Regions from separate parts of the Homo sapiens genome. Here region 2 is linked to region 1. A link is an interaction called in ENCODE POLR2A ChIA-PET data of the cell type or tissue named here. Cell type or tissue: endothelial cell of umbilical vein. All regions are shown on one strand. Links, peaks and the distances in the headings refer to the core of each region. The heading gives the core; the rest is flanking DNA.

Region 1 (16,477 bases), core at 6,737-9,236:
CATTTTATCTGTGTGTGGTAAAAATGTCTTCCCTGGGTCTAACCACAATCTGTTTTCTCTTGTTTGGGCCTCTGTAGACATGGAGCACCCTCAGGGAACATTCTTTTCTAAAGATCCTTTGTCAACTACAAGAGCCTTCACGTCTGAGCTCTGTTAAATCCTCTGCAATGGCAGACAATTGCTTATTGCTGGGGTCTCAATGAGCACACTTTCCCTCTCGTCAGATAGTTTTTCATATTTTTGGTCATTATCACTGACTTGTGAACCCAGGGACACTAAGGCTGGGCTAGTTGGACAGTAGCTCTATAGAAAAGGGAAAGTCATCTATTCCAGAGCAGATACAAGTTGTTCTCACAAAAGTTGTCCTAGACCACAAAGAGTCTTGGACACAAGAGGGAGGATGGCCCTGTGGAATCCAACCTTTCAACTCCTGGATCCATACTTGGACATTTGAGCCCAATGGACAAATAGTTAACATTTGCCGAGCACTTAATATGTGTGTGCTACACGTTGTTCTAAGCACTTTACATGCCCACGTGATCTTATCTAATCCTTGCAACTGTACTCTGCAGTAGTGTGATTATTATTCGTATTTTACAGATTAGGAACCTGAGGCACAGAAAGGTTAATTAACTCACTGGAGGTAAACAGCTAGTAAGCACTCTAATCCAGGAATGCTAGCTCAGGGATCTCTGCTCCACACCATTATGCTTCTGAGTGGGGCCAGCTGCATGGGAGGACTGAGGCTAGTACTGATGATTCTGGCTCCTGTGAGGGACAGCCCGCCCCACATGCCGCATGTGCCTGCATCTCTTGTCAGGTGTTGGTTCCTGCCCTGGTTCCCGTGGCATTCTGTGCCCCTTCTACATAGAAAGAAGCTTCCTCGTGCAGAGCTGCAAAGTGTTGACTTTACAACACCGGAAATGGGTCATGTTTTCCTTTTAAAAGGGAAACACAGGGAAAGAACATTATATAAAATTAGTTTCCCCAAACTAAAGAAAGAGTTGGAAAATAGCCACATTCCTCTCTGCTGATAAGTGCATTAGATTTATCAAGTGTCAGAGTTTGGGGAGAACTTGTAGCTTGTCTAGTCCAAGTCCTTCGTGTTACATATTAGGAAACTGAGGCTGAGAAAGTGGTATTAGATACATGCAGATCGAGGGCCAGGAGAGCTCTTAAAAGGTTGGGAAATGGACAGAAATGACACAGACTAATTTATAATTGCCCTTTAAGCCAACCCTACAAAGGAATCTGAAGGACGGATTCATCCACACTGGAGCCACTTTTTCCAGTGGGCTTCCCCAACCCCTTGCATAACAGGGATTCCATAAGCATGAGCTTCAAATGCACTGAGATAACACCCAGCTACCACATTCAGATGATCAAGGTCCATGGCTAAACGGTAATGTTCCTATAACCTTCCTTAACAGCAAACCTGCTTTCAGAATAGATCCCACATCAACAATCACAAAGGACTTTGGAAAAAGCCACTTCTGTTGAAAAAGAAGCTGATCAACCACTGGACTAATGACTGTGATACAAAGAAAAGATACCTCTCAAAGCCTACTATAATGAGAGCAGAATGGAGCCATCTTACTTTTCAGTATTGAATGTGCAGATGTTACTGAAATATTTTCAAGCCAAAGGCTTGTAAAGTATTACTTTAAAATAAATTATATGATAGTATAAATTTTCACTGATCTTAACACAGGAGTCAATATAGAAAAGCTAGAAGAAGAACCTGGGGCTTTGTATGTGGTTAAAACTGCCCAGGAATTGGCCCAGGGGAATAGTATCTTAATGGCTGTTTTCAAAGAAAGATCCTCTTGCATTCCCCAGTGTCAACCCACAATGTATTTTCCAGTATCTTCCTCCTAAACTCAGAAAAAAGGTGTCAGCATTTAAAAATACAAAGTACACAATGGGAGATCTTGCCTAATTTGCCTGCTAATGAAGCAGATAGATAGATGACAGATAAATGATAGATAGATAGATAGATAGATAGATAGATAGATAGATAGATAGGAGAAACCTTATTAAGTATCATGTCTCCTAGGTGCAACTACAGCTAGACTCAAACAGATCTTTAAAAGATCCACATCGTATTTTGGGGCATGATCTATTACAGCCTACTGACTTTCCCACATAGAAAGTCAGCCACATACCATCTTACAAATAACCAAATGAACTCCCCTTCATTTTATATGATAGCTGAAGCCTGATTACCTTTCATAATCAGCCAATATCTTAATTCATCCCAGGTTGCAGCTGGGCTCCAGGAACATGGAAGAAGCTTGGTTTAGGAGGGAAGGCAGAGGGTGAGAGAAATGGGGTATATGTGTACATGTGCATGGCACACAGAATCACTTTTGAAGATTTTTATAGGTAGTCAGTACTTCTAAGCTAGAAAAAACCTGCCTTTGTAGTGTTAGGGGATGACATTTCATTGCAAAAATAAATGATTTGGTCATTACCATTTCATGGTTGCTGGCAACCACCCTCCTCTGCTTTCTAACAATTTCCATTTTAGGCACTGACAAGCCCTTCAAAGTGATTCAGCCAAATATCCACCCAAAGTTGCGTATTTGGCAGTTTCAAACTGAGAAATCTGGGTCCTCTGGGCAAAAATGTCAGAAAGGGCTCCCTCCTTCTTTGTCAATTGTGAAACAAACAGATCACCATGAACAGTCACTGGGGGCTCCTTGGGCAGCCATGCCGAAGGAAAGGGAAAGAACGGAAGTTGTTGGCAGGGGCTGCTTCCTTGGCTTCAGTTTTTGCTCTCTCTCCATTGCTGCTTGCACTTTTCCTGAAGGCCAGCACTGCCTCAATCTTTAACCCTAACCAAGGCGAGGCACTGCTTTTCCACAGGCAAGTGTCCCCTGCAGAAAGAAAGTGATGACCAGGAATGGAAATCACTGGGAAATGGGTCTCGGAGGCTGTAGGGTTTAAGAATATTTTGGAAGCTCACCTCATCCAACTGGCTGAAACTCGCAGGCTATCACCATGCATCCTCACTGGGGAACTTTCAGGCTGGTCTCTGGAACCCATCTGGTCCTCTGTGCCCTGAGCAACCACAAAGCCTAGAGCACTTTGGTTTGCACAGTGAGGAGCAAAAAGTGGAGCAGATTTCAGGGAGCCTCCTGCCTGACCAGCGACTTCAAGAGCCTGAATCCCAAAAGTGCTTTCACACACGTTCCCTTCAGCCTGAAAGGTGGCTCCCTTCTCTTTATTCAGAACTCACTCTAAATGCCAGGCCACCATGGCGACACCATCCTGACCCTTAGTCCATGCCCCACCTGTATTTTTTCTTTTGCCATCTGTAATTCTATATTTGTGTGTTTACTTGCTTTTCACTCACCTTGCCTATGAAACAGTAAGCTCCCTGAGGGCAGGGGACACTTCTGTTTTGTTCAACAGTTTACTCCCAGTGTTTATCAAAGTACCTGGCACATAGTAGATGCTCAGTAAATATTTGTCAAGTGAATGAATAAAATAGTGGTATTCTGTACCTAGTTCATTTTGTGGAAATTTAAAAAGTAGGCCTATTGTCTCCACACATAGGTCTCTCCAATAAAAGCTTGCATTGGATTCTGTTGTAACCCATCTCTCTGGGAGAGACAGCTTGCCTCAGCTATCTTCTCTCCCCATCTACTCCCTTCTTCTTACTTGGCTCATGACACCCAGGATCTGGCACCAGGGCCTGGTAGCTTTTTGGCCAGAGGCAGTTAGTACTGGGGAGGTGCCAAGCAGAACTGGCTCTGCTAGCAGTGAATCAAACTTATCACTTGGAGGGACAGACCATTATACTTCATAATAACACTTGAGTTTACCTTCCCTTCCCTTTGGGAGCTGTTTTAAAGAAGTTATTTAAATCCCCTAACTAAAAACAATAGCCAACCTTCTCAACTACAAACAAAATCAAGTTGTTATTATTATATCTGAAAATTGCCCTGTATTCAGTTTGCCAATCTTCCTCCTAGAAGCCTCTCAATAGGCTGTCTATTAAATGACAGCCACACAGGAGGATCACTTGAGCACAGGAATTGGAGGCTACAGTGAGATATGATCACACCACTGCACTCCAGCTTGGGTGACAGAGTGAGACCCTTTCCCTTAAAAAAAAAAATGACAGCCACAGCTATCCAGCTGCTCAACACTTCAGCATAGTTCCCCTTCCCTCAAAATTAAGTAATGAAGAGAGATGAGTTCCCAGTTCTCCATTTGAAAATGGTTCCCAAAAGGGTTACTGTGTCTTCTGTTCCCTTTCTTCCTGTAATTAGCTTCGACAACATTGATGTTGTTTGGTAGGAATGGTATGAAAGGCCTTGTGCTTTTTGATTACACTTTTGAATGATGACCAACTAATTTATTTCTGCTATAGTATATCTACCAAGGAAGGTTCCCTCCCACACCCCTAATTTAAAATAATAATCACTCAACTATGAAAATCTTCCCGAAAAAGTCTATCAAAATTTAAAATATGTTTCTTTCAGGCCAGAAATTCCACTGATTGGAATTGATCTTATATACATACCAGTATACAAAGATATACGTATATCCAGCATGCTCACTAGAACAGTGTTTGTCGTAGTAGTACTCCCACAGATTGAATGCCTAAGCAGTCACAAAAGGTACAAGGCAGATTTATATGTCTTATCATAGGAAGATCTCCACGATATCCTAAATGGCAAAAGCAGATCCTGGCACAGTAAGATCCTATTCGTCTTTGGAGTCTGTCAGTTTCTCCTTCCAGTTCTATTTCACAGAATTCTTTATTTTCATTCCCTTTCATTGGTTCTGCCTCCTAACTGGTTCCTTGGTCCTGGGGCCTATCTTTCCAGTTCACTTTTTCCACCAGCCAGAATGAACATTCTAAAATACCACTTTTGTCAGAGGGAGAGTCTCAAGCAACCAAGCTGTCCCAATTACAGAGGCAGGATGGGGGAGTGTTTCTGTGCTCTGGAATTAAGGGAGACCTGGATTTGAGGGGAGGTTCCACCACTGACTAGCTGTCTGACTTAGGGAAGATGAGTTAACCTCTCTGAGCCTTGGTTTCCTCATCTGAAAAATGGAGGTAGTGCCTACATCACAACTGTAGGATGAAATAAAAAAGGATGAAATAAAGGTAAAAGGAGGAAATAAGAAAACCATGTAAAGAGCTCAGCATGGTGCCTGGCACATCGTAAGTGCTCAATAAATGGTAGCTATTATTAATGTTATTATTAAACCAAGAATTGGTTTACTGGAAGCATTAAAATGCTTTTTAACTTCACAACACCTTCAGAATAAGGTTTGCACACTTCCTTCACATTTACTGGGCATCCCATATCCACTGTGTATAGTAAAGCTGCTTTTTTCAGTCTGTTTTTCCTGATAATCACTGCAAAGGCTGTGCATCTCTCTTGTACTCCAGAATCTGATGAATGTGTCTAACTCCCCTGGATCCACGACCTTCAGGAGTTTCTCTATATACTTTGATTATATGACATCCCTTCTATGCCTTCATCTTCCCCAACTATTTTGCTTTAATCTTTCCTGCCTGGCCTTGTAAGGCAGCTTCCCAATGCCCTTGACCCTTTCCTGGTTTCGTCAAGACCTTCTTTGTGGCTGCCTGTTTGGTGTTTCTCTTTTTTGGATTGGGTGACTGTTTTACTCCACTAATTCTTTAAAATGAACAGGGCTGTTAGCTGGTACTGTGGAATGAAAGGGCATGCCAGTTTGGTGTTTCTTGTAGAATCCTAATGTTATGCCTGTATTGTGAAAGGGCAACAATGTTTTCTATATTCCATTTTGATTCTGCCTCTTTCTTTTAGTGGGTTCCCTGAATTCTGCCTGGAGATGAATTTCCTCTATGACCCTGGGCATGTGTAAGAGACTCCTGTGCCTGTTTCCTTATCAGTGAAGTGAGAATGTTGGATCATAGTTTCTAGTATGTCTTCCAGCTCTGATGTTAGGTGTGGATGGAGTACTGATGGCAGACTAAAGTACTAAAGTCCTCTCGTTATATCCACCCCCATACTGGGGCTGGGCTGGTTCAAGTTGAAATTAGCTATTCTGTGGGACAGTTTCATTTATTTCTAAGAGCCCATCTTTTGAAAATTCCTCTAATGTCCACTAAATATCAAAATAATTGATTTTTCCATTTTTCCATGGCTCACCACAGCTTCAATTTCCAAGTCCCACTTACATTGAGAAAACCCCTGCATGCTGAGCTCCGGTTAGATGTGATGGCAAATAACTTTCTATCACCACCTCTATCTCAGTAATTCTCATCCTCACACATGTACATCCCTTGGTCTCTTACAGGCAAATGCTGACTGGTTGATTATTTGCACTGATGATTGCAGCATGCCCTCACTTGGATTTTGCCTCCAAAGTATTTTTATTGAGAGTTTTTATATTAAACATACAGTAAGTCCCAAGCTTGATTTTTAACTGATCCCACATGAAGGAATGATTTTCAACTCAGAACACATGAGGAACATCTGTTCCATTTATTTGAATTCAGGCGGTCCCATTATTATTATTATTATTATTGAAGCTGACTGTTGAGTATCAATATTTGTCTCTTTCAGTTCCATTGAACTTTCCTGAGTGCCGCTCCCATTTGTGAATTTTTAAAACATATATCCTGAAGTCTTTAAAACAGTGGAACAACTCACATTTTCCTTTTCCTTTTTCTTGAGTTTTATTGCAGAACTTGGGTCAAGCCCTTGTGATTTCTTGTACATGTGGTTGGGACATGAGAGTCCCTGTCAGATGCAGCCAGAGTCACTGCTCAAAAGTCCAGACATGAGGTGCACAGCCTTTGAGGCTGCTTCATGAAGGCCACCCCAGACCTTTGACACAATCCGATCTTCAGTCTTCAGGGAGAACTTCACTGATCTGGGAATTCACCTGCAAACTGGAGGTAACTGAGCTGAGGTGTAGCTCTTTGCAGCCTCTAGATGTGTTTGGACCAAAAATTCTCACCTTTGATGTCAGGACACGTTGGTGTTTGATAATCAGTTATTATTTCTTTCTTTCTTCCTCTTCTTCCCTTTTTTTTTTTTTTTTTTTTGAGACAGAGTTTCGCTCTTGTTGCCCAGGCTGGAGTGCAATGGTGCGATCTAAGCTCACTGCAACCTCCGCCTCCCAGGTTCAAGCCATTCTCCTGCCTCAGACTCCTGAGTAGCTGGGATTACGGGCATGCGCCACCATACCTGGCTAATTTTGTATTTTTAGTAGAGACGCGGTTTCTCCATGTTGGTCAGGCTGGTCTCAAACTCCCGACCTCGGGTGATCTGCCCCCCTCGGCCTCCCAAAGTGCTGGGATTACAGGCGTGAGCCACCACGCCTGGCCTCACTTATTATTTATTTCTAATAATCAAATACCAAAGCTTGCATATGATTTACTTAAAAATAAATTTGAGCAGATTCAAAGATTTCTCTATAAATAACTCTCACTAACATACCCATATGCTTTCATGAGTGGGAGAGAAGGAGGTGGGGTTATATTCAGCTCTCTGGGAACTAAAGAAAACTCTGGGTGTGCCCAAGGGCATATGAATACTAGGGGCACTCATACCAGGCTACTAGCCCTGCCAACACATGGGTATTTTCACAAGGGGCTCATGAGATTATTCCCTTGCCTATGGGGTCTGTCACAGTGGGGATTTAAGGGCGGGCAAGATGGGGCAGGCAGCACATACCACGAAGAGAGTATGTTGCTTCTAAGTAAGTAGACTGGCTCTAAGTAGGGCTGAATACATGATAAATAATGGAAGGACTTGAGTTGGAATCTTAACTACTAGTGCGATCTTGGCCAAGCTACTCAATTTCTCTTAGTCTTGGACTACTCATCTTTGAAATGGGAACATTATTATTATCTACTTTAGAGAGTTGTTGTGAAGATTAAACAGAATGGTGCAAATCAATCACCCAGCATGTGCCTTGATTAAGCTAAGTATTCTAAAAAGCAGTAGCTGCTGCACCTGAGGAGGAATCCTCATGTCTATTACAGTGGGTACTCAAAGAATACTGGCTTGACAACAAAGACCACATACTGTATGATTCCGTTTGTATGAAACGTCCAGAATAGGCAAATCCACAGAGACAGGTAGCAAATTAGTGGTTTCCGGGAGCCGGTACAGGGAGGGGAGGGGATGGGAAATGAGTGCTTAACAGGTATGGGGATCTTCTTTGGCGATGATAAAAATGTTCCAGAACTAAACAAAGGTCATGATGGTATAATATTGTGAACGTACGAAATGCCACTGAATTATGCACGTAAAGGCCTGGGCCCTAGCCCCTGTCTCAATGCAGCTGGTGGTTTGTTGGCCCTCTTGGCCTTGCCCCTGACCTGAGCCCATGTAGGAGGAGAAAGAATAGTAGGAGTGGAAAGGTGCCAGCAAAACCCAGAGCTTTAAGCCAAGGCCCAGCAGAAACAGTGGTGTCCAACTCAAAGCCACCATTCCTTAGGCTGCTCCAAGCTGACCAGCCCTGGTGGAAGCCACGGATGGCCCTACTCTTGAAAAAGGTCACTCTCCACACTTCTGCAGGGAGCACAAGGAGGCTGATGTTATTATTAAGCCCTTACCAAATCCTCCTTGAGCAATCACCCAACACTCCAAACACCAAGATTCTTGAGCTGCAATCAGGAATGTCCCTGGAGTGAATTAGTTTTGGCTGGGGCGTGGGGGTTGGATTGAGCAACGAGCTCCAATCTGGGGTCTAGGGGTAACTGGAGCATTTGAAATTTGTTACCCAATAAAAATCTCTGCTAAGGCTCAAGACTGAAATAACTCAGCTGGGCTCTGGACTCAGCAGGGACCATTCATTAACTAACACTTCTCATCTGTGATAGTTACAGACAGGTTTTTTCATGCCCCCCAAAACGGGCTTTAACGTTGCAGCTGGCAGACAGCTGTGGCCTCACAGTGTTTACATTACCCAGACTAATGCAGTCTGCGCAGGAGACACAGAATGAATCTGATTTAGCTTTTGGAAAATGGGATTTTGAAAAGTTCCGTGGTTTTCTCTCACCCCTCCCTTCCTGAGCTGCAGAAAGACTGAAGGTGGAACGAAATAGGCATGGCTAGGAAAAGGAGACTCTTGTTTCTTGGGCTGACACTCTTCTTTATTTTGGACTTCTTTGTGTGACACCTCCAGGTGGTCAGAGCTGAGTTGAGGCCTTAGGATTAAGACAGCCAAACGGTGGTTCATCACTCCTGAGCTTTGCCTTATTGGTCAGCATGAGCTCCCTGGGGACTTAGCACAGCCGGCACAGAGACAGCTGGGCAAAGTCCCCTCAGCAATGGTCTAGTCCCTTTCACCTCTAGACATGAAAAGTACAGCTGTGCTCATAACCAATTGTCCACAAAGTGCAAATGGAGGCTGGTTAATCCTATTGGGGTCTGTAGGACCTACCACACTGCCTCATGGGGAACCTACTTTGGTTCCACAGTCCTTTTGCATTGTTTCCTCAGGTCAGTGTTAACTAAGGTTCCCAAGTCCTGTCTATTCTTCTTTCAAAATACATCAGACATCCTCCCTTCTTCTCTGTCACCATCGCTACTGCTTTGGGTCAGGGCCATATTTCCTCATCTCCCAGGGCAACATCCTTCTAACTGATCTCCTCTTCCTGCCTTCTCTTCCAGATGGCTCCTCCACAGATCTAACCTTCTATCAAGTCCCATCCCGTCCTGTCCCATCCCATCAACACACATTTCCTGAGTGCTGACCACGTGTTAAACCCTTTGTTAGGCATTAGGGATATATGCATCAACCAGATGTAAGCTGTTCCCACAAGGAAATCAGTTTGAGGGAAGAAGTACAAGGAAGCAGTGAATTACAGGAAAATGTGTAAAGTGCTAGGATAAGGCCCAGGGGGTTGTGGGAGCCCAGAGAATACCAAAACCAGTGTTGAGGGGAGGCTGAAGAGAAGGCTCCCCTGATGTGGTTTTCATCTGGCCACTCACCTCTTCAAAATGCTCCATTTTGCCTCCACAATCTGTCTCCAACCTTCTTTTTCAATCAAACATCCCATTAACTCCCTCAAAAGAAATCTCTATTCCAGAAAGACTAGTCCCCTCAATGTTATTCAACATACATCTACTCTCCTAGCCCTTCAGCTTTGCTCTTGCCCCATGCTCTTGCCCTACACCATGCCTGGTTCACCCTATTTTGGGGGTGTATGGCTCCTGTTGGTAGGCATCATTTCTTCCCCGTCTTGTCTCCCCCTAGCACTGGCATTGTACCTGGCACACAGGGTCTGTTGACTGATGGCCTACTAAGCACATTTTCTTTTCACTGTGGTACTAATAGGACTCCAACAAGCATGATCAATGGTTTTGCTGCTCTTAGGGTTATCAGGAAAATCTGTGAATGCAGATGAAGGAGTTTGGAAAATTGCTGATACATTTCGGTCAGACTGTCCCCAGCTTTGTCCTGACCTCCTGCAAAGGTCAGGTTGTGAATAATCAAGTAGAGATTAGCAGTTTCAAGGGTTCCAGTAGGCGTATAGTTGGATATATTTTCCATTCTGATTTAAATATTAAGCTTAATTTGTTTTTGGCTTTATTATTTTTTGTTTTGTTTTGTTTTGGTCCTGAGCCTGTTGGTCAGGGCTAATTTGTACAGCTGCTTTTTCGTTTGATTTCTTCCAAGAAAGCAAGAGGAAATAAGGTTGCCAGCAAATTTGCAGTTACCAAGGTTTTCCTAAGATGAATATTATTTTTCTCTTCTAATACTGCCAAATACAGTATAAAAAGAAGCATGTGATTATTCCACAAATTTAGTTGTACCAGGGGTCAAATCCTGTACTCCATCCACATCCTGATGTTGGAAGACCTATAATACAGATCTTCTGATCTACTACTTAGGAAAATTGTACCATATTTCCAAAATTGTAAATTCACCCTGATTTTGTGCTTGGATTCTCAGACTTGACTCCTAGATTTTAGCAAGAAGGGCCAAAGGGGCTGATTTGGGCAAGGCAGGGGAAAGGGAAGTAGTGGAGAAGCCAGGACAGGAGAAAGAGCACTGGAGTGGGAGTTAGGAGCATCAGGTTCTGGTCCATGTCCTGCCACTGACTAGCTGTGTGACTTGAGCAAGTCACTTCCTCTTTCTGAGCATCTACACAGAGGGATTGGAGTAGGCAAGCTCTAAGGTTCTTGTCTGTCAATTATTATTGGACTCTGTGGCTCTGGGTTGGATGTTTCTATAAAGGGGGAAAAAAACCCCAAAGGCTTATGGGTATTAACAAGGCTTCTTCCCACTGGTTTGCACTTATGAGGCATTTGCCCAAGTTCATGCTTGCCCATTTTGAAGCCTGAGAAGAGCTCTCTGGAAGAGAGTGCCCATGTCCTTGCTAAAGGAGTGCAAGCCTAACTGGGTAGCTGGTACTGAGTCTGAGTTATGCCTGGAGGCCACACGTTTAATGGCTTTATTGAGATCTAAATTACATTCCATACAATTCACCCATTTAAATGGCACAATTCAGTGGTTTTTAGTATGTTCGTGGAGTTCTGCAACCATCACCACAATCAATTTTAGAACATTTTAATCACCCCCAAAAGAAACTCTGTACCATTAAGCTGTCACTCTTCCATCCCTGAATCCCCACCCTGCTCAGTCCTAGGGAACCAGTAATCTAATTTCTATTTGTATGGATTTGCCTGTTTTGACATTTCCTAGAAATGGAATAATATGATGCAGTCTTTTGTGATGGCATCTTTCACTTAGCATTATGTTTGCAAAGTTCATCCGTGTTGTGGCATATATCAGTTCTCTACTCCTTTTCATGGTTAAATAATATTCCCTTATATGGATATACTACATTTTGTTTATCCATTCATCAGTTGATAGACGTTTGAGTTGTTTCCTCTTCTTGGCTATTATGAATAATACCGCCATGAACATTCATGTACAAGCTATTGTGTAGACATATGTTTTCACTTCTCTCGGGTATATGTGTAGGAGTGGAACTGCTGAGTCATATGGTAACTCTATGTTGAATTGTTTGAGAATTTCCAAACAGTTTTGCAAAGTGTCTGCACCATTTTACAGTCCTGCCAGCAGTGTCTGAGAGCTCCAATTCCTGGAGGTGACGTTTTGATCCTGTCCGATTGGTAGAGGATACTTTCTAGGGTTGGTGGCTTGGAGAAGCCCTTTCCCTGGGATAGTCTGACCATGCAATCTTAAGTTGTTAAGGGAACAACTTTTATAAGCAAGTATTTTTTACACTTGCTTATAAAATATATAATTATAAAACATATTGCTGCCAAACAAGCTGGGAGGTCATGTGAATTATCTGCCCAAGCAAAAGGGAGTGTGGTGTTTTTTAATTAGAATAAGGATGAAGGATATTCAGAACCTTGGTCTGTCAGAGAACTTGGAACACCCAAATGCTATATTTCATTCACATTTCTCTCTCTTTCTCTCTCTGGAGACAGGGTCTCACTCTGTTGCCCAGACTGGAGTGTAGTGGTATGATCATGACTCACTGCAGCCTCAGTCTCCTGGGGTCAAGCAAACCTCCCACCTCAGCCGCCCGAGTAGTTGGGACCACAGTTGTGATCCACTACACCTGGCTAGCTAATTTAAAAAAATCATACAGACAGGGTCTCACTATGTTGCCCAGGCTGGTCTTGAACTCCTGGACCCAAGCAATTCCCCTGCCTCGGCCTCCCAAAGTGTAGGGATTACAGGCATGAGCCACCTCACCCAGCCAAGTTTCTCTCCAAACTTCACCTTATCCGTGGAAGCTTTTCTGCAAAAACTTCCATCCCCTCACTGCACCTCACCCCTCCTCTGAAATGCACTTCCCTGCACTTTGAATCTCATCAGGATTTTGTTTCCACTGTGTGCAATCCTGGCTCCCACAGCCATTCTGAAGCTGTCCTTCAGCAGATTTGAAAGCCCGTTCTTTATCCCAGTGAGATAGAAGCTCATCAACTGCAAAACTCTGTAGTCTTTCTAGCTCTGGGTGTGATCCTGTACATTACATATTTGCTGCCTAAAGCTAAGGTGCTGCCTAAAGCTAAGTTTATTGTACAAACTGGAACACTTTTGTGGGTGAAGGGCACAAATGTGCCTTCGATAATGACACTAGGACAGCAGGTGTAACACAGGACTATCCTGAGCAAACCAGTACCTACGTTCCCCCTACCTAAAACACAAAGTTCCTTTTTAACTTCTATTGTTCCTACCCCAAATCCCAGGAAGTACTGGTTGACACCAAGGCTGAGTAGGCAGATATACCAAAAAACCCTCAACTCCCTCTACCCCAGAAATGATACAATGCTTACAGAAAGTAGCCTTGAAAAGGGTTAAAACTTACATGAGCCCACGACAAACCCTTGGCATCTTAACACAAGTCATTTGACAAAGCATCCTGAAAGTGTTTCTACTGAATTCCTATAGGTCTCAAAGGCCAATGATGGCTTCCTCCAAGTCACCTTTTCCCAGGATCCAATTGCCATATAACAAAATGAGCTATAAAGGCTACAGAGTTTCACATCTTGATAAGGTTCTATCTCACAGGATAAAGAATGGGTCTCAAATCTGCTGAAGGGCAGCTTCAAAATGGCTGTGGGAGCCAAGATTGTATACAGTTGAAGCCAAATGCTGATGAGATTCAAAGCGCAGGGAAGTGCATTTCGGAGGAGGGATGGGATGCAGTGTGGGGATGGAAGTTTATGCAGAAAAGCTTCCATGGATAAGGTGAAACTTAAAGAGAAACTTGAATGAAGTATAGCATTTGGGTGTTCCAAGTTCTCTGACAGACCAAGGTCCCTAATATCCTTCATCCTTACTCTAATTAAAAGATATCACGCTCCCTTGTGCTTGGGCAGACAATTCGCATGACCTCCCAGCTCATTTGGCAATGCTTGGGAGAAACCTGGCCTTGCAATCAGACTAAATGATGTGTTACCCTACACTTAATCTCCACCATCCATCAAAATCCAGGGGCCTTGGCCTCAGCCCCTCGACAAGAGGCCCACAGTACCTGGGTAGGATTTCATTCAGCGAATGAATGCAAAGCCCCTAATTCTCCATCCATCTCAGTCCTCCGTAAACAGTTAAAGACTGCAGCCAACAGCAAAAGAACTGCCAACCCAAATGAAAGCAGTGAGTCAGCAAAATAAAGACAGATGGCAATGGATTAACTGTAGCATAGGCAACAAGAAGCAGGCCCTACTTAGTTCTGACCAGATTGCTTTCCCTCAATTTCAGGCAACCCAGCGCTCACATGGAGTCCCTCATGAGCTATGCTGGAGATAGGGGAAAGCAGCCGCTGCACCCAGGGGTGTGTGTAGCCATAGGGGTGCAAGAGAATACTGCTTTAATCCATAGTTTCCAGGTGGTCCAGGCATGGGGAAGGGGACAGGACAGAAGGAAGAAGACATTGACCAGGCTTTCCCCCAACTGTTCCACCTCCCTTGTCAAAGGGCCATTTCCTTCAATAGCCCTATTTGCAAGTATTCTTCTCTGTTGTCCATTAACCATACTTATTGGATCACATATTCCAGTTTGTGGACACACCACTATCGTCACCATAACTTGCCCTGTTCTTGCCCATCAGCTTACTCAAGCTCAAAGTTTAGAGATAGTAAAGGGTTGAAATTATGCTTACAAAGAATTTGGGGGATTGTAGGCTGGGCACAGTGGCTCATACCTGTAATCCCAGCACTTTGGGAAGCCAAGGCAGCTGGATCACTTGAAGTCATGAGTTCAAGACCAGCCTGGCCAACATGGTCTAACCCTGTTTCTACTAAAAATACAAAAATTAGCCGGGCATGGTGACACATGCCTGTAATCCCAGCTAGTTGGGAGGTTGAGGCAGGAGAATCGCTTGAACCCGGGAGGCAGAGGTTGCAGTGAGCTGAGATCATACCACCGCACTCCAGCCTGGGCAACAGAGTGACACTCCATCTCAAAAGAAAAAAAAATTGGGGGGATTGTATGTGAATTTCCTTTATCCATGCCTATGATGGCGCATCCCTATTACTGTATTTCCTGGAACACAGCAGGTGCTCAATAAATTTTTGTGGAATGAAAGAAAAAATGGATGACTGAAAGCTCTTACACAAAATGTGGTCTGAAGCCCATAAACGAGAGTCTACTGGAGGGGAATCCTTTGTTTAAATGTCCTTTTTTGGTTGTTTTTAAAGTAATGCATTTTTATTTCTCAGAAAGAGGATGATGAACATTTAACTTGCACAAAATATTCACTGGCACGTATCGTTTACTCTGGGAGCAGTAGCCGTGTCATTGACCACACAAATAGCAGAAGACACAAAGCATCAGCTTCTACTTCAAAATTCATTGTTACTTTTACAAAGACTGCTTAAAAATGACCATTTTTCACATGCAGCTATGTTGAGATATTATTTTATAAAACAAGACTTGCCATTTAGACTAAAGAGTTGTTCTCCTTAAGTTTTCTAAGATATTTTTTTGTGAATGAGCAAAAAGTGAGTTGACAGTTGTTGAGGTGTTGACTATTAGCAGAAAAATCTTATAAATAGTTCCATGATGCAAGTATTCTATGAATGTCATACGATGATTCAAATAGAAAATCAGTTAATTATATTTCAGCACTAATTCTATTTTTTTCAGATTTTGTTGCCTTGATATTTGTATTTTTCATTTCATCACTACTTTTCCAAAGGATCTCAGTAGCAGAGTTAGGTAAAGAAAGATTCCCATCCTCTATTTCTCCTGAAGCTCTCTGCTGTGTCAACATCTGCAGCATAATTCCGGGTGGTATAATTCTTTGGTCCTGCTCTTACTCTTGCCATTCCCTCTGCTGGGTGTGCCTTCCTGGCTATTGCCATTGCTGGCTTTTTTAAAAAAAAAAAAAGCAAACAAACAAAACCTTTTATTTTAGGTTCAGGAGTACATGTGTAGGTTTGTTATATAAGTAAACTTTGTGTCACGGGAGTTTGGTGTACAGATTATTTCACCACCCAGGTAATAAGCACAGTACCCAATATGTACTTTTTTGATCCTCACACTCCTCCCACCCTCCACCCTCAGTTAGGCCCCAGTGTCTGCTGTTCCCTTCTTTATGTCCATGTGTACTCAAAGTTTAGCTCCTACTTATCAGTGAGAACATGCAGTATTTGGTTTCCTGTGCCTGTGTTAGTTCACTTAGGATAATGCAAATGTCTTTTTTTACTCAATCAAGGAATCAGTCAATCAACAAGCATTTCCTAGCATCCCCCAGGTACCCAGCATTTTGTATGCACCCATCACCTTGGCTACATCAACATTTTCTGACGACTCTCCTCAAAAGGCCATCTTCTTAAGCTGACATAGGTCTACATGATGGTTTCCATATTCCTAAAATCTTTGATATTTGGGGTTTCTTAGAAGGACTCCCAATAAATTACAACTGCCTTTTTCTGATGAACAGTCCTTAGAGAAGTAGAATATTCTTAAGAATAATTCCAGATGATTCTTGGATATGAACAGGAATGGAGATAGGAAT
Region 2 (16,477 bases), core at 6,057-8,556, 64 kb before region 1:
GAGGTCTCCTGCCATCAGCCACTTGAGTGAGCATGGGAGTGGATTCTCCAAACTCCAGTTAAGACTTGAGATGTCCACAGTGGCAGCCACTAGCTTGACTGCAACTTACGAGAGACCCTGAGCCAGAGGCACTCAGTTAAGTCATACACAGTTTCCTGACCCGTAAAACCTGTGACACAATGAAGGTTTGTTGTTTTGGGGGTAATCCGTTATTCAGCAATAGATAACGAATACAGAAGGCTTGTAATTGTATAACCAACGTGAGTTTATAAGCGGATATCTGACCTCATTTGTTTTCTCCTGAAAAAGTTATAGAAAAATCACAAGACTGCAAGTCACTCTCTCTCTTTCTTTTGTGGGGAATAAACAAGTATAATTACAATTTCTAAACCTATTGTTTTATTCTCAAATATAATTACAATTTAAACAGGATATTGTAGAGCTCCATCATAGGGATTAACACTAATTAGAATTAAAGAACGTTTTTGTGAAAGTCAGCTTTTTTTTTTTAAATAAACACTCGTCCCTTGATAATGTATTTCTTTTTCATAAAATTAAAAAAAAAATGTGGGTTGTAGTAGGTGTATATATTTATGTGGTACATGAGATGTTTTGATACAGGCATGACGTGTAATAATCACATCATGGAAGATGGCGTATCCATCCCCTCAAGCATTTATCCTTTGTGTTACAAACAATCCAGTTACACTCTTTTTGTTATTTAAAAATGTACAATTAAATTATTATTGGCTATAGTCACCCTGTTGTGCTATCAAATATTAGGTCTTATTCATTCATTTAACTATTTTTTTGTACCTATTTATCATCCCCATCCCCGGTTCCCTCCCACCACCCACCCCACTACCCTTCCCGGCCTCTGGTAACCATCCTTCTACTCTCTAGCTCCATGAGCTCCATTGTTTTGATTTTTAGCTCCCACAAATAAATGAGAACATGTAATGTTTGCCTTTCTGTGCCTGACTTATTTCACTTAACATAATGACCTCTAGTTCCCTCTATGTTGTTGCAAATGACAGGATCTGATAATGTATTTCTTATAAACGTGTGTGTGTGTGTGTGTGCTTAATTTAATGCTTGACTAAGCCTTCGTTACTGGTGAAGGAGGGACGGGTGTCTTTCTGTGCATCTCCAAAGTGGGCTATAGGTTCAAAGTAGTGAGAAAAGACTTTTTGCCCTTAACATTTACATATAGTTTACACAGTTTTCTAAAAAACCTGGTTGGCTACTTTCAGGCTACAAGAATAAAAATTTAAACGTTACTTTGAGTTTCCTTTTATGGGTCAAAAATCTCGCTATGGCCCTAAGTTTTAAATATTTGACAAGCAATTATCATAACAAACGGTTTCAGACATTTTTGGCTTTCCCAGAGATTGAAAGGTGAAAATGTTCATTTCTTTTGTTCGCAATGAAGCATTTCATCTTATTATCACAAATATGACTAACACTGTTATGGATTTTTATAAATCATGTCATCTTAAAAATTAAAGAACATTACCACAATAAAGGAGAAAAACACTCTTTTGAAGTGGCATTTCAAAAGGCAAATGAATTAGTCAATTTGAAATGCAGTTTTTTCACAAGGTGTTATCTTCCCATCTTTAGAATGGTTCCTTTAGCTTATGGACTCCCACGCCCTTTCTCATTACCAGTCAGTCAGTCAGTCACCTGGATTGACCATCTATTGGGTACCTTCACCAAGTAATGGAAAAGCAAGGCAAAGCAAACAAACAGGCTGGGTGTGGTGGCTCACGCCTGTAATCCCAGCACTTTGGGAGGCCAAGGCAGGTGGATCACGAAGTCAGGAGATTGAGACCATCCTGGCTAACACAGTGAAACCCCGTCTCTACTAAAAATACAAAAAATTAGCTGGGCATGGTGGCATGCGCTTGTAGTTCCAGCTACTCGGGAGGCTAAGGCAGGAGAATCACTTGAACCCGCGAGGCGGAGGCTGCAGTGAGCCGAGATCGTGCCACTGCACTCTAGCCTGGGTGACAGACAAAAAAAAAAAAAAAAAAAGCAAGGCAAAACAAACAGGAAACAGCCCCCACCCTGCCCCACTCAAGACATACACAATCGAATTGAGAAGATCAAACATGCACCTGAAATGTTTGAAGAACACTTTTTTCTGAGTAATGATATGCCAAGCCAACAAGTGCAGATTACTATTGAATTTTGAAAAATTATGCCTAATTATCCTGAGACATTAACCCATGCAAAATATGATCCTTGACCACAATGTTTCTTCGCATCTTTTTTTTTTTTTCTTGAGACGGGGTCTCTCTGTGTCACCCAGGTTGAAGTGCAGTGGCACAATCTTGGCTCACTGCAACCTCCACCTCCTGGGCTCAAGAAATCCTCCCACCTCAGCCTCCCAAGTATCTGGGACTACAGGCATGCAATGCACCACCACGCTCGGCTGATTTTTTTTTTTCCCGTATTTTTGGTACAAAAATGTAAACATACAGGCTGGTCTTGAACTCCTGAGCTCAAGTGATCTTCCCGCCTCGGCCTCCCAAAGTGCTGGGATTACAGGCATGAGCCACCATGCCTGGCCTGCATCTTTGTTCTTACTGCTTCCTTTGCCTAGGATGCCCTCCTCCTACATCTTCACCTGATTCAATTCTACCTCTCACTTCAGGTCCAATTCAAAGGCTCCCAATTCTGTGAAGCCTGTGCTTACTCCCTCTTGGCTTATCTGTTGTACTAGAGGCTATAGTCTACCCAACTTTCCTCCCTAGAATTTCATGAGTCATATTTCTTCCGTATCTCTGATCACTTCTCTTCTATCTATTTTGATGACTGTTCTTCTCCTGTCCTTTTCCTAACAATGCCATGAGGATTGACTATGAAAAAATTCTCTTTCCTGCACTCATGTAATTTCCCCCAAGGCTTTATCTCCCAGTAATTACATTTCTCGAGCTGATTCCTGGATATATCTACTTGGATGTCACTGTCATCTCAAACTCAACATGTCCAACCTAGATTCATCTTCCCGCCATCCTCTACCATCACCCCAATTTCCTTACTTAAATCCAGGGCTTACCATGTCTTCTGAGCTTCTAGGGCTCTTGATGGTGACATCTTCTTTGAGTCAACATCTTCTTTTTCACATATATCCAGTCAGACAAATCAGAGCATAGCTTAAGTCTTGTCCTCCATGAAATCTGTCTCTCTGCTCTAAGGCCAGGAGCTTTCTACGCTCCAAATTCAATTTCTCTCTTAATCGTGAATGAGGCTTATATAGACATTTAACTGTTTCCTGTAGGCTAGAATGAATGAAGTCCTGTTGTTCTTCACTTGAAATGGGTCTCATTTTCTTCTCTTCCTATCCTTCAACTCCTCCCATCTGCTGTCCTTATCTCCTCTCACCTAGGTTAGAGCAATAGCCCCCTAAGCGGCCTCCCTCCAACACAGTGCCCTTGTCCACCCTGTTCCAGGGGTTATGCCCACAAAGAATACTCTTCATCCTCTTCTCTGCTTAGCCAGGTCCTCCTCATCTTCTAACAGTGGGGTCATTGCCTACCTCTACCAAGAAACCTTCCTGGATCTTCTAGTCCACATGGAAGTCTCTCTTCTCTGGGAGTGAGTGTTGAGCATAGAGGGGAAAGTGGACTTTGGCGCTAGACAAACCTGGGTTTGAGTTCCAGTGATGTCATTTCCTAATGGTACAATCTCCACTTCTCTGAGCCTCAGTTTCCTCATCTATAAAACAGAGAAAATAATTTTCATTTTGTAGAGCTGTTGTGAGGATTAAATGAGATCATATATAATGTGTCTGAAACATAGTAACTCCTGTTATTACCATGGAGGTCTTGAGTCTTTTCTAAGGCTGATACATTATGCAACTTCAGGGCAAGGCTCTGTGAATATCACCCTTGCAGTTGTGAAATGCTCAACTTGCACCTCGTAGCCCAAGTCTAATGTATCTAGATCTAGTATTGGTTGTTTGCAAAGTTGCTTGCCTGTGTTTTGGTATTAAACAATTTGTTAGCTTCAGAAGAGAGGATGGGGGAGGGATGTGCTAGCTTTCTTGTACACAGTCTCATATACCACTCATGCTCTAGCCCCATCACTCACCACCATCACTGCCCCGCTACACTGCCTCCATTGTATTGGACCAGACCACTTGCACTTTCTCTGATGACCTCAGCCCAGGTCCTCACGTCTATGCACAGGCACATTCTCTGGACTGGAGTAGCCTCTATAGCCTCTATCTCTGTAGGCCTCTTTACTTGTCTCCCTCACCCAAATTAGATTGTGTCAGTCTTGTTCCCCATTGCATCCCCAGCATCTAACATAGTGCTTGGCACATAAGACAGGCCCAATAAACATTTGTTGCATGAATACACTGTTTTCAGGGATTATTACTTAGTTTTCCTCAAGAAGAGGCAAGGGATTTTTAAATCTAACCGCTCTGTTTCTTCAACTACCATGACTGAATTTCTAAATCTACTCACCTACTGAAGCACTTTGCCTATATTAAATGTGCAAACATTGTGTCAACATTGTGTAATTTTAATTAATTTATCTTCCAGACAGGGTTTCTGTCATCCAGGCTGGAGTGCAATGGCACGATCATGGCTCACTGCAGCCTTGACCTCCCAAGCTTAAGTGATCCTCCTGCCTCAGCCTCCCGAGTAGCTGGGACTTCAGGCACACATCACCATGCCCGGCTAATTTTAAAAATTTTTTGTAGAGATGAGGTCTCACTATGTTCCTCAGGCTGGGCTCAAACTCCTTGGCTCAATCAATCCTCCGGCTTTGGTCTCACAATATGTTGAGATTACAGGTGCGAACCACTGTGCCTGGCCAAATTAATTTATTTTTAATGACAAATAAAAATTATATATATATGTATATATGGTGTACAATATGATGTTTTGAAATAGTCTACTTCTTAATAGGTATGTGGCCTTGGGCAAGTATCTTAATCACTCTGTGCTTCAGTTTCCTTATTTATAAAATAGATATGAGAAGAGTAGTTCTCTCACAGGTTGTAGTGAAGATTAAATGAGATGCTTTTACTATCTGGAATGTGTTCTCTCCAGATCATCCCAGGACTGGCTCCTTCTTCACATTCAAGACTTAGTTGAAATGACAAGTCTTCAGAGGCCTTTCCTACTCTGGTCCCTTCTCCAGTTTATCTCATATCACTTTATTTTAGTTCTCCATAGCATTTGTTGCAGTCTGAATATTTATTTATTTTCTGTGTGACCTCAATTTTTCTGAGTCCCTTTTTTTTTTCTTGAGATGGAGTCTCACTCTGTCACCCAGGCTGCCGTGCAATGGCGTGGTCTTGGCTCACTGCAACCTCCACCTCCTGGGTGCAAGCGATTCTTCTGCCTCAGCCTCCCGAGTAGCTGGGGCTATAGGTGCCCACCACCATGCCCGGCTAATTTTTATATTTTTAGTACAGATGGGGTTTTACCATATTGGCCAGGCTGGTCTCGAACTCCTGACCTCAGGTGATCTGTCCACCTCGGCCTCCCAAAGTGCTGGGATTACAGACGTGAGCCACCATGCCCGGACTTTTTTTTTTTTTTTTTAGACGGAGTTTTGTTCTGTCGCCCAGGCTGGAGTGCAATGGCATGATCTTGTCTCACGGCAGCCTCCGTCTCCCGGGTTCAAGCAATTCTCCTGCCTCAGCCTCCCAAGTAGCTGGGATTACAGGCGACCACCACCACACCCAGCTAATTTTCATATTTTTAGTAGAGACAGGGTTTCACCATGTTAGCCAGGCTTGTCACGAACTCCTGACCTCAGGTGATCCACCTGCCTCGGCCTCCCAAAGTGCTAGGATTACAGGCATGAGCCACCACTCCTGGCCTCAATAATAAATTTCTGTTGAACAATTCACTTACTCTTACTCCTCCCTTTCTCTCTTACTCCTCCACTTTCTCTCTTACCCCTTTGAGAAAGCTAATAGACAGCCAAACTTTAGCAAACATTTTCTGATCATAGATGTTGGGGGAGAAAAACTCCTTTCAAAGCACTATCAGTCTGTGGCTAAAGCATAAGCTCTGGCTCTCGGCATCAGGAATTTGCTGTCTAGCTGGTGGGTAGTGACGTGAGTGCTTCTTAGAACCATTGATGGTTTATAAATCACCAGTGCAACCTATGCTTTTTGTGGATAAAAAGTGACACAGTTGTAGATTGAACTAAGAAACGATGTGGCTGAGTACTAAGTTAGTGGTGCAGAGTGTAAGGGAAATGGGGATATAGACAGAGGGTCAATTGCAGAAGGCTTTCTTAGAGGAACTTGACAGAGAGGGAAGTCATCCTAGAGAGAAGGGACCAGGCACCAATGTTTGCAAACCACTTAGAACAATGTCTGGCCCATACTAAAAATGAGGTATGTGTCTATTAAATAAAAATGCCCAACATATTTTTATGCGATCAGAATTTTATTTTATTTTTTGTTTACACATGAATATAAAAATATAGAAAAAGGCTTAATTCATGAAGTTGCTATAGGTTTCTCTTTCTCAAAAGTGCTCACATGAGGGTCACAAGAGCACTTATTTGTCAGACATTTGTACACTATATACTAATTCTAGAAATAGCATCTTCAGGAGACCCCAAACCTGAGGATCACATGGACCCAATCATATCATCTGTGTGAAGAGACCAATCCTCAGAAATATCAAGAAAGTGAGATGGCTGCAGAGGTTGAGCCTCCTGAGCCCCTGCTTGGTGACAAGGGACCTGGGTATGCTCTTCTTCACTGAAGACACAAGGTGGACAATCGCAGTTGGGCCTTTGACTGGACTGTGACAAGCTGAACACCTCGTAGCATTTCTCATCCTTCTGGGCTGTGGCCCTGCTCTTGCTGGCTACTCTCATGGAGCAGGGCTTGGTGAGCCATGGGGACTTTTGGGGGGCAGCACATGACACTGGGATCACAAACTTAGATGGCGTGCCCTTAGAAGAGTAGTGTATCTCAGTGCTGTAGATAACCATGTCCTGAGAGACAGCTTTGGCCCTGATGCCACATTCAGTAACACGGTAGGTGAACTGGTAGGCGTGTGGCTGAACATGGTTTGGGGGGCAACCCAGGCCCAAGTGTAGTTCATGAAAGTGTACACACACATCGTTGTTTAGCATGAAGGGGTGCACTGTGACCATGAACCAGTCTATGGAGCACAGCACAGTCATTGGACTTTGTCCTGAACCGGCTGAAAACGCAGAGGTGAGGAGGATCATCAGTCCTATGAACTTAAAAACTTTCATCCCTGCAGCCAATCAGATAATGAACCACAGGAAACAGGAAGCCGTCCAGTGAGGATTTCTAGAGCACAAAAAAACACAAGAGGCAAGTCATCTTATTTTCTATTGAAAGTTCAAACATGATATATTTTTTAAGCAAAGGGCTGTTCCTAAAGCATTAAGAAGAGGAAAACACTCATTTGAGAGAGAACTGAACTTTAATTTCATTGTTGGAACTCACGTGTTTATGGACGATTACAATGGCTTTTTAAAGTGACTTTCCCATGCTGTTCTAGCATAAAACACATATCCCTAATATGTAGAACAACAGTTTACACTGATCAGGAGTGGCATCCTTTTGTGTTTAACCTCAAGATGAACCCAAAACAGAACAGTTTTTGTGTCAAACGTTGAATAAAGAGATAGGAGATAGAGTTTAATTCAAGATGGCAATACTTCCCTCTTTAGGGGCCTCCATGTCCTCTCATAGGCCATACTAATGAACCCTTCCCTATCGCTTTTTTGTTGTTGTTACAACAGATTTGATCAAATAAAAACCTATGAAGGAATTGTGGTTTATTCTTAACAACCAGATATTGAAATTTTGCCGAGTGGCTTACTTAAAATGATCAAACGAATGCTTCATAAACTCTGGCAGCAGCATCATAAGTCATTATGACCAATAGAGTCCCTGATAAATTCTTTAGGACACCTTGTAAAATACTAAAATTGTGGAAACATAAAAACATGCTGGTTTTTAATTTTACATTTTTCAATGCATATTACACATGAAAACTACCGTAAAAGTCTTATATTAAAGAAAGGGGCGGCTTATGCCCATAATCCCAGCATTCTAGGAAGCCAGGGTGGAAGGACTGCTTGAGCCCAGAAGTTCAAGAGCAGCCCGGGCAATATAGTGAGAGCCTGTCTCTATAAAACAATACAAAAAACTAGCTGAGTGTGGTGGTGCACGCCTGTAGTATGAGCTACTCGGGAGGCTGAGGTGGGAGGATCGCTTGAGCCTTGGAGGTTGAGGCTATAGTGAGCCAAGAGTGTGCCACTGCACTCCAGCCTGGGCAACAGAGAGAGAGAGACTCTGTCTCAAAAAAAAAAAAAGGGAAGAAAGAAAAGAAAGGAAAGAAAGAGAGAGAGAGAGGGAGGGAGGGAGGGAGGGAGGGAGAGAGGGAGGATTGAGTTTGTACTTTACACATTGATTGACAAGATATCTCCTAAAATCTTTGCATTACGTCTTTTATTTTCTCTAGCTTTTTATTGTTTTCTTTTTCCATAGGAAGCTCTGTGGCCACTTCCTAGTCCTATTGCTTCTAGCTCTCAAAGAGTGACAGGCAGACCAGTGAGGAGAAAAAGCAGTGCTAGGAATAAGTATCTAAAACATGCTATCAGAAGGAGGTAACAGATGAAGAAAGAAGAAAGCAAGAGCAACATCATCCAATGTTTTCCAACTCAACTTTCATTTTACAAGTGAAAATGACATAAATCACATAGTAAAGTACCTAAAGTTTGGAAGGAAATGTACATGCATATAGGGATTCACTTTTGTTCCCTGCTGAGATAAGTAACCCCTGCACAAATTCATTCTTTGACTAATATTTGTTGAATGCCTACTATGTGCACGGCAATGGGCCAAAAAACGTCCCAAGACATTTCTCTCTTCTCTTTTTCCCCAGTTGCAAAAATACAGCTCTTTCTCTTCCCTTGATAGTGACGAATTTGCTGCATTGTTTAATGGAAACCATGGCACAGGAGCCCGCTAGAAAAACGCACTGGCCTGGATGAAATGTTTTGTTTCTGATTGGTACGGATTGGTCTCACTGTCTTTCACTCTGCCGTTAATGATTCCTCATTCTCTCAGGGGTGTTGTGGGTGTAAAAGAGAAGCCCCACAGGTCTGCCAGGCTCCTTCCTCTTTGTTCCTTCTGAAATGTCTCTTCTGGGACAACTTTTTTGGGTTTTTTTCACAAAGCAAAAGTAGAAGCAGCAGCAACAAACAAAAACCTACTCCCTTTCTCTCCCCCGCACCAAAAATCCCCAAAACAAACAAAAAGGAAACAATAATAACAACACAAATAAGTAAATTCTGATGTGAGCTGGTCCTGGATGACTCAACAGTTAAGTAAAGAAACCACCTGCTCTGGAATACTGCATAACATTTGCTGAGGTGCCTTTTGGAAGCTGAGATAATCACCCCATCACTACTGCACTATTGTCTTGATCTATAGAAGACCACCTTGTCTTAAATGTGCTTTAGGTGGGTTTTCTTTCCCTTCCTGCCTCTCTCTTTTTCTCTCTCTCCTTCTTTCCTTCTTTCTTTAACATCATCCCACAACCTGGGCCTAATTGCCCTGAATGAAAACCTCCTCCTTAAGTAGTTCTGGACTAGGCCAAGGAAACAACTGTTTTTGTTCAAACCCCAAAATTAACACCCAAGTTTAAGGCTACTCTTTTCCAGAGAGCTAAGCCATCCATTTCCTCCCCCTCCCTCAAGCATCTTTCCTGTACTCCTTCTCCTCCTTCCCCAAAGATAATCCAAATATAATTATAAAATGTCTAGAATTTCTGAGAAATGAGACTGTTGTCCCTCAAGCAATCATTTTAGACTACCTCACTTCCCACCCCCACACGTTCACTTCTTGTATTATGTTGCACTGAGTCAGTCTCAAAGGAAGGGGCTCAATAATGTCATTGAGTTTAGGGGTTCATTTAGTACAACTCTCCAAATTTGAACACGGCAGAATCTCTTTCCTCTGACTTTCATAAAGCCAAGAACAGCTCACCATGTGATAGGAGAAATAAACGAAGATGACTAGGCATGTGACAGCACACCCTTCAGCTCAGATAAAGCTTAAAGAAGAGGTCACTGAGACCCAGGTTTAAGGTTGCTCATCTCTAAGGGGAGAGAAAGGAGATTAGGGGGAAAGCAGAATGTACTTTCTAATGAGCTTGCGAATGCCCAGCTCATTGGCACACTTTGAGACTTACTCCTTCTTGCTGAGAACAGATCCTCAAAGCAGGGCAGCCTCCCTTCTCCTGCTACCTGCAATTCCTAGGGAAGGGTAGAGTAGTGTGTGTGTGTGTGTGTGTGTGTGTGTGTGTGTGTGTGTGTGTGTGTTTGTGTGTGTGTGTGTGTGTGTTGGGGGACGGTTATTATTATTATTGTTATTATTTGAGACGGAGTCTTGCTCTGTTGTCCAGGCTGGAGTGCAGTGGCACGACCTTGGCTCACTGCAACCTCCGCCTCCTGGGTTCAAGCGATTCTTCTGCCTCAGCCTCCCAAGTAGCTGGGACTACAGGCAGGCACCCGCCACCATGCCCTGCTAATTTTTGTATTTTTAGTAGAGATAGGGTTTCACCATGTTGGCCAGGCTGCTCTCGAACTCCTGACCTCAGGTGATCCGCCTGCCTTGGCCTCCCAAAGTGCTCGGATTACAGGATTACAGGCGTGAGCCACCACGTCCGGCAGGGGGGATGGTTATAAGTCATTCACAACACAGTGTGAATTCATCAGCTGACTTTTCTAACACCTTGCTGAGATGTGCTGGAAGAATGGGATCCCGAACAAGGGAGGGAGAAAGTGGGCTCTAGTTATTGGGGGCAGAGGGAAAAGAAGGCTGAGGGGTTAGAGATGGGAAGGAGATGCCAGAAGAGAGGGCTGTGTGGGGGTGCCCAGCTGAAGGTATTTTTAGCCATCATGCGGGCCATGCACAGTATCCCAGGAGCTGTGGGCAGAATTCTATTTAAAGTCTTTAGAACTCTTTAGAGCTGACGTGGAGTTGGGGACTGGGGAAGAAATAAATGCAAAGAAGGGAGCACTCATTTTGGGACTACTGTCCAGCTTCTTGGGGAGGCCTCTGTGCTGAGAAAAAAAGCAGTCTCAGGGTCTGTATCACTGTAGCCCCATTTTGACTCGATTGCAAATTAGCCTTGCAACATGCCCGAAGCAATGAGCCTAGATGCATTTGTATAGCCAAGTAGGGCTCAGCTGTTGGTACACAGCGTCCTGAACTGAGCTATAGAGAGGTCAGGCAAACCCAGAGCTTCTAATAACACCTGGATGCAAAATGTTTGCTTTCCTTGAAGCTACAGAGTACAAGTAGCTTTCTGTTTTTTTGTAAATGGAGTTTATGCATATACATTTCCCACTAGCTCCTTTAACAGAGTTTTCCTCTTTCCCTTTTTTTCAAGAACTCCCTAATAAGCCTTAATAAATTTTCTACATTAAAAAATCATAAAACATTTCATTTTGGGAATATAAACTGTATTTCCTTTCTTCCCTCATAAACACATATGCTCTTTTAATTAAGTTCAGAAAAATGCCAGTGTTTATGTTTAAGAGCTATCTATATCAGTCACTGACAGTGATACAATCTGATTAGCAAAGCCAGACTGAGATCTCGTAGTACTTGTGAAACCAAGACAGCCCTTTTCTTCTTATAGACAGGAAGAGAATGGATTGGCCAAAACAAAAAAAGGAAAGAGGAAGAAGAGCTGCCACTTAACTCCCCCATCGTTAAATTTTTTATGCTGAAAATGCTGCTTATAAAGTTCAGCAGTTGTTTTGTTTTTAAATTGACAAATAAAAATTGTATATATTTATGGGATACAGTGTTCTATGTATACATGTAACAATGATCTATGTTTACATTGTGGAATGATTATTTTAGATCAAGCTGGTTAACATGACCATTGCCTTACTTTAAGAAGTAGAGAGTAGAATGGTGGTTATTGGGGTGGAGTGGAAGGGGTAAGGGGAGATACTGGTCAAAAAGTAAAAAGTTGCAGTTAGACAGGAGGAATAAGTTCTAGTGATCTATTGCACAGCATGGTGAGTTCAGCCAATAATAATATATTGTATATTTCAAAATGGCTAAGAGGGTAGATTTTAAGTGTTCTTACCATGAGCTCTATTTCTTAATGTTTTATAATGAAGAGATTGAATATTGGTCTAAGCACAGAGCATTTTTAATCTCAGGACCCCAAAAAAATCCTTTTAAAAAGAGACAAAAGCTGAAGTCCAAATTAGTTTTGTGACGTTAGAGAGAGAATTGAGAAGTGTAAGAGAAATCGCTTTGAAAGCAGACAGGATTTTTTGCCTCCCCATCTCCTCTGATGTCGTTAGAGACACGTATGAACTCTTTGCATGAAGAATGGGAAGGGGAATTAGCTAAACATTTCCACATCTGGTTTTGGAACGGTTTGGAAAAAGAATTCACTCCATAGGCTCCTGGAAGCTTTTTGGGTCGACAGTTATTTATTTTTAAAATTCAGTATACTCGTGACAGCATAGTTATCATTTGTATATTGTTTTCCCAGAAACTTGTTGTCAAAACAAAAGGAAACAGCAGGGAAAAGGAAACTCCAAAGCAGCATGCAATTATCTCAGGGAAATGTAACTGTCAGGGCTTTGATTTGCAGCAAAGTTTGTTCACTCTCTTGCAGCTGATTTAAAGAAAAATGAATCTGAGTCAGAATAAAGATTCTTTTACAAGACAAGAACGGAAAAAAAGGAATCCTAACACTTTGTGGGTGCTTTAGTTTAAACATTCAAGCAGTCACATTCTGACTGTGACCTGCAAACTATCTCAAGGTTTGAGAGCCTTTTAAAATGGAGGTTCTTTTTAAAGCCCAGTTTTAAGGAATTAGTTGGTTCACTGCTCTCAAAGAAAGTGACAATTGTGATTAATACTAATGATGTTGAAAGTACATTAAAGCGAGTTAGAAAATTAAATAACTGCTTTTGTAGAATTTACATTAATTTTAAAGACGCTGAGACCGGTTTAGTTTTCCAACCTCATGAAGCACAGTGTTAAAGTAACCGCACATTATTCATCATTTTGTGTGGAAGAAGAATTATGAACTGCTAATGCTTAACAATGTCCATTTTCTCAGCAGAGAAAAACACCTTGACCGAACCCTTAAAAAGGCTTCATTAAAATTAAACTAAAAAGCAGCCATTAAAAATTTATTTCTGATTCTAAAACTAACTGCAGAAAAATTGGGTGGTGTCGAAAAGAAAAAAGAAGGAAACACCCTTCTCAACCCCCAAATAACCATTGTTAAATTTTTTATATATTTCTAATTTGGGGGGAAAGTATATGTCCACATATATGATTCAAAATTATCTCGGGGGAAAAAAGTCAAGGCTTTTTGAAAGCTGTTTTTAATTTTTGACATTGAATTTTAAAGCAATCAAAGCATTATTTTTGTTTGGGCCATCTGGTTTTGTTCTTATAATCTGTTAAGCTATCAAGCATAGTTTAAATGTCATGGTTCATCTCATACACAAATAAAGGTTGCAAAATAAATAAGAATCCAAGCTCCTTGTAAGAGAGAAATTTCCGCTGGGTCGCAAATTTGGTTACTAAAAGGTGAGTAGTCCAATGTGAAATCAAACCATAATAAGGCTACACAACAAGGGTAAACCATGCCCTGACTGAACATAAATATTCCTAAATAAATACAGAAAGCCATACTTTAGAGGAAATTGCAAAGATCAGGTCATGGGAACTCCTCCCCTTTTGTGCAGAGAAGCTGAGTTGGTTGAATTTTAAACTTGAACAAAGAGATGTATTTCATAATTTCCATGAAGTGTGAGGGACATCCCAAATGTATGCCCCTAATTCAGTTTATGTTTTAACTTAACAATTTATTTGAGTTTGATTTTTTTCAGAAAACTACACCCTTTTCCACAAAGCCCCAGAGTCCCTTCTCATTTTAAAAGACAAGGTAGGTTTGTGTCTGTGCAGACCTCTCAACTCCACGGCAGCCACGGCCACATTTTTAACCCATTAGTAGTCTCTGGGAGTCTGCCAAAACCAGATAAAGGCCCATTTGCCTGAGGTGATCTGAAATCATCAGAAGGCAGAGGATTGAATCAGATGTTCCTTCAAGGGCTTCACCACCTCTTTGATACACCTGTGTCAATAAATGAGGGCTCTAGATGGCTTCCAAAAATGGTCAGGCACATTCCCGTCTCCCTTTCAAAATTGGGATTTTTGAGTACAGGTTTTCTTAAAGTGAGGTGCACGCATATGGCCCCTTAGGTGTGGCCTAAGTCCAAAATAAACCACAGTTGACTTTATAGGCTACTTGGCTGATTTTTCACTGACTTGACCAGAATGCATCTTTCCAAAACCCAAAGCTACCTTGTGCATGCCCCACCCAGAATGTGGTCACTTGGTGCATGTGTATAACATCCTGACTGAGGCCATTCACCATCATTTGGCTCCTGAGACGTAGAGAAGGTTTTAGAAAAGGTTCCTTTGATAGGAAGGCTGTTGGTCATTGTTAGCGAGCCTACAATTTGGGAGGCATGCGTGCATATCGGAGTAGGTAAAGATGCATTGCTTTGTGATGAGGACATTGTAGGAAGATAAATTTTCTCTCTCTCTCTCTGTCTCTCTCTCTCTCTCTCTCACACACACACACACACACACACACAGTGATGGAGAGACAGACACACACACACATACTGAGGAGAAGAAAATCCCCAAATCTGTTTCTTACTATTGCCCTGATCCCTACTATTTCTCCCCATTCCTTAATTATTGTACCATAAATTCCTTTAAAAATGGGGTCTTGATCTACTATAGTATCTGGTACACAGTAAGTACTTAGTAAATATTTTTTAAATGAAAGAAGGAAGAAATTAATGAATGACCACCAGAAATCACCACCTGCCCCTGTGCCTCCTTGTCCAGCCCCTAAGGGCCTGAATCTGGTTATTGGCTAACCCCTTCCCCCACTCCTTCTCTAGTCTACCAGTTGAAGGCCTGGGGTAGCAGTAGAGCCTTTCTATAATAGTTAGAGAGTACAGAGTCCTAACAAGCGTCCTGGCCTGTCCACTTGCACACCTGCTTATCTTCTAGGATCATTGATGCCAAGGGCTCTATGTCTGTCCCATCCAACGGTACCCAATGTCCTGTCAATTAGCTCTTAGTCAGTGACTCCAAGTGCAGCCAGCACTCTTTGTACCCCTTTTCCTCCATCCCTGTGATAAGTCGTCCTCTGGAAAGAAGACAAAGTGGAACTCTCCCCTAGTCTGGCCTTTACATGGGAGGAAAGAAGAAATTATCAAGCCGTATCTAGACCAAGTCCAGGCAATTGAGAGACAGCATAATCAGAAGCAGAAGCCTCAGGTTCACGAGGTACTGAAGAATGGTGGGGTGCCTCGAAGGGGCTTGCTAGAGTCCCCAAGTTTACCCAGGCAAATGGACTTAGCCCTGAGGTTGTCCAAGGATTCCCTTAGCTAGAAAAAGGAACCTAAACCACAGGCTGGATATCTGTTCCTCCTGAGAGCAGACCTACACATCCACTCCCAGTTCCATACACAGATACAGAAATCAGAAAATGCTAGAGGTTCTTGGGAAATCAGAGGCAAGATGGGTGAATTCTCCCCTACCCCAACTTGACCCTTGGCTCCCTCTGGGCTGGGCTTTTCACTCTGCCAACTCTGGACTAAAAGAGAGATCCAGGCTAACTTCACGTCAGTTTGAGTGTCCCCGAGCCTGAATGTTCCCAAAAGTGCTTTGCAGTTGACCCCATATCCACATATGATAGAGTATTGTACTGGTAAATATCACTATACACTTCTCTGATCTGGACTTTCTATATAACGAAGATTTGACTTTGGGTGTGATAGCTCCTTATACTAGCAATATCAAAAAACATAACAATTTTTTAAAAACTAGCTGGATGTGGTGGTGCGCACCTGTTGTCCCAGCTACTTGGCAGGAGGATTGCTTGAGCCCAGAGTGAGACCCTGTCTCCAAAAAAAAACAAACAAAAAAAAAAGAGCAAGAACAGGGTGTTGAGCCGGGCGCAGTGGCTCACGCCTGTAATCCCAGCACTTTAGGAGGCCAAGGCGGGTAGATCATGAGGTCAGGAGATTGAGACCATCCTGGCTAACACAGTGAAACCCCGTCTCTATTAAAAATACAAAAAATTAGCCAGGCGTGGTGGCACGTGCCTGTAGTCCCAGCTACTTGGGAAGCTGAGGCAGGAGAATTGCTTGAACCCAGGAGGCAGAGGTTGCAGTGAGCTGAGATGGCGCCACTGCACTCCAGCGTGGGCGACAGAATAAGACTCCGTCTCAAAAAAAAAAAAAAAAAAGTAGAACAGGGTGTTGGTTTGGTGCCTTTTTCCTGAAATTAATTACTTGTTTAAAAAAAAGCAATTGGTTAAACTTGTGTTCATCATTTGCATATTATAATACATAATATTTTAAAATACAC

The links. ChIA-PET counts read pairs that join two places held together with the same protein. Peaks named below come from ENCODE experiments on the same cell type or tissue, not always from the same donor. Only the 100,000 strongest peaks of a DNase experiment are listed, where the experiment ranks them.
Region 2: POLR2A ChIA-PET joins it to region 1 with 5 read pairs; 4 of 35 experiments call an interaction of 5 or more read pairs at or near these places.

Annotation. Positions count from the first base shown.
Region 1 is chrX:134,622,929-134,639,405 of GRCh38, forward strand. The region is part of intron 1 of PLAC1 (placenta enriched 1); the gene reads right to left. Among named protein-coding and RNA genes, the nearest start is that of PLAC1, 27 kb to the right of the region's middle. In endothelial cell of umbilical vein, for the core only: no CTCF peak of the experiment used is centred there; no DNase peak of the experiment used is centred there.
Region 2 is chrX:134,559,432-134,575,908 of GRCh38, forward strand. PLAC1 (placenta enriched 1) reads right to left here. Exons shown (of 3, transcript NM_021796.4): 3 at 6,407-7,309. The coding sequence starts at 7,251. The coding sequence ends at 6,613. LINC00629 (long intergenic non-protein coding RNA 629) reads left to right here. Exons shown (of 3, transcript NR_038998.1): 3 at 1-967. Among named protein-coding and RNA genes, the nearest start is that of LINC00629, 18 kb to the left of the region's middle. In endothelial cell of umbilical vein, for the core only: no CTCF peak of the experiment used is centred there; no DNase peak of the experiment used is centred there; H3K27ac peaks cover 218 bases.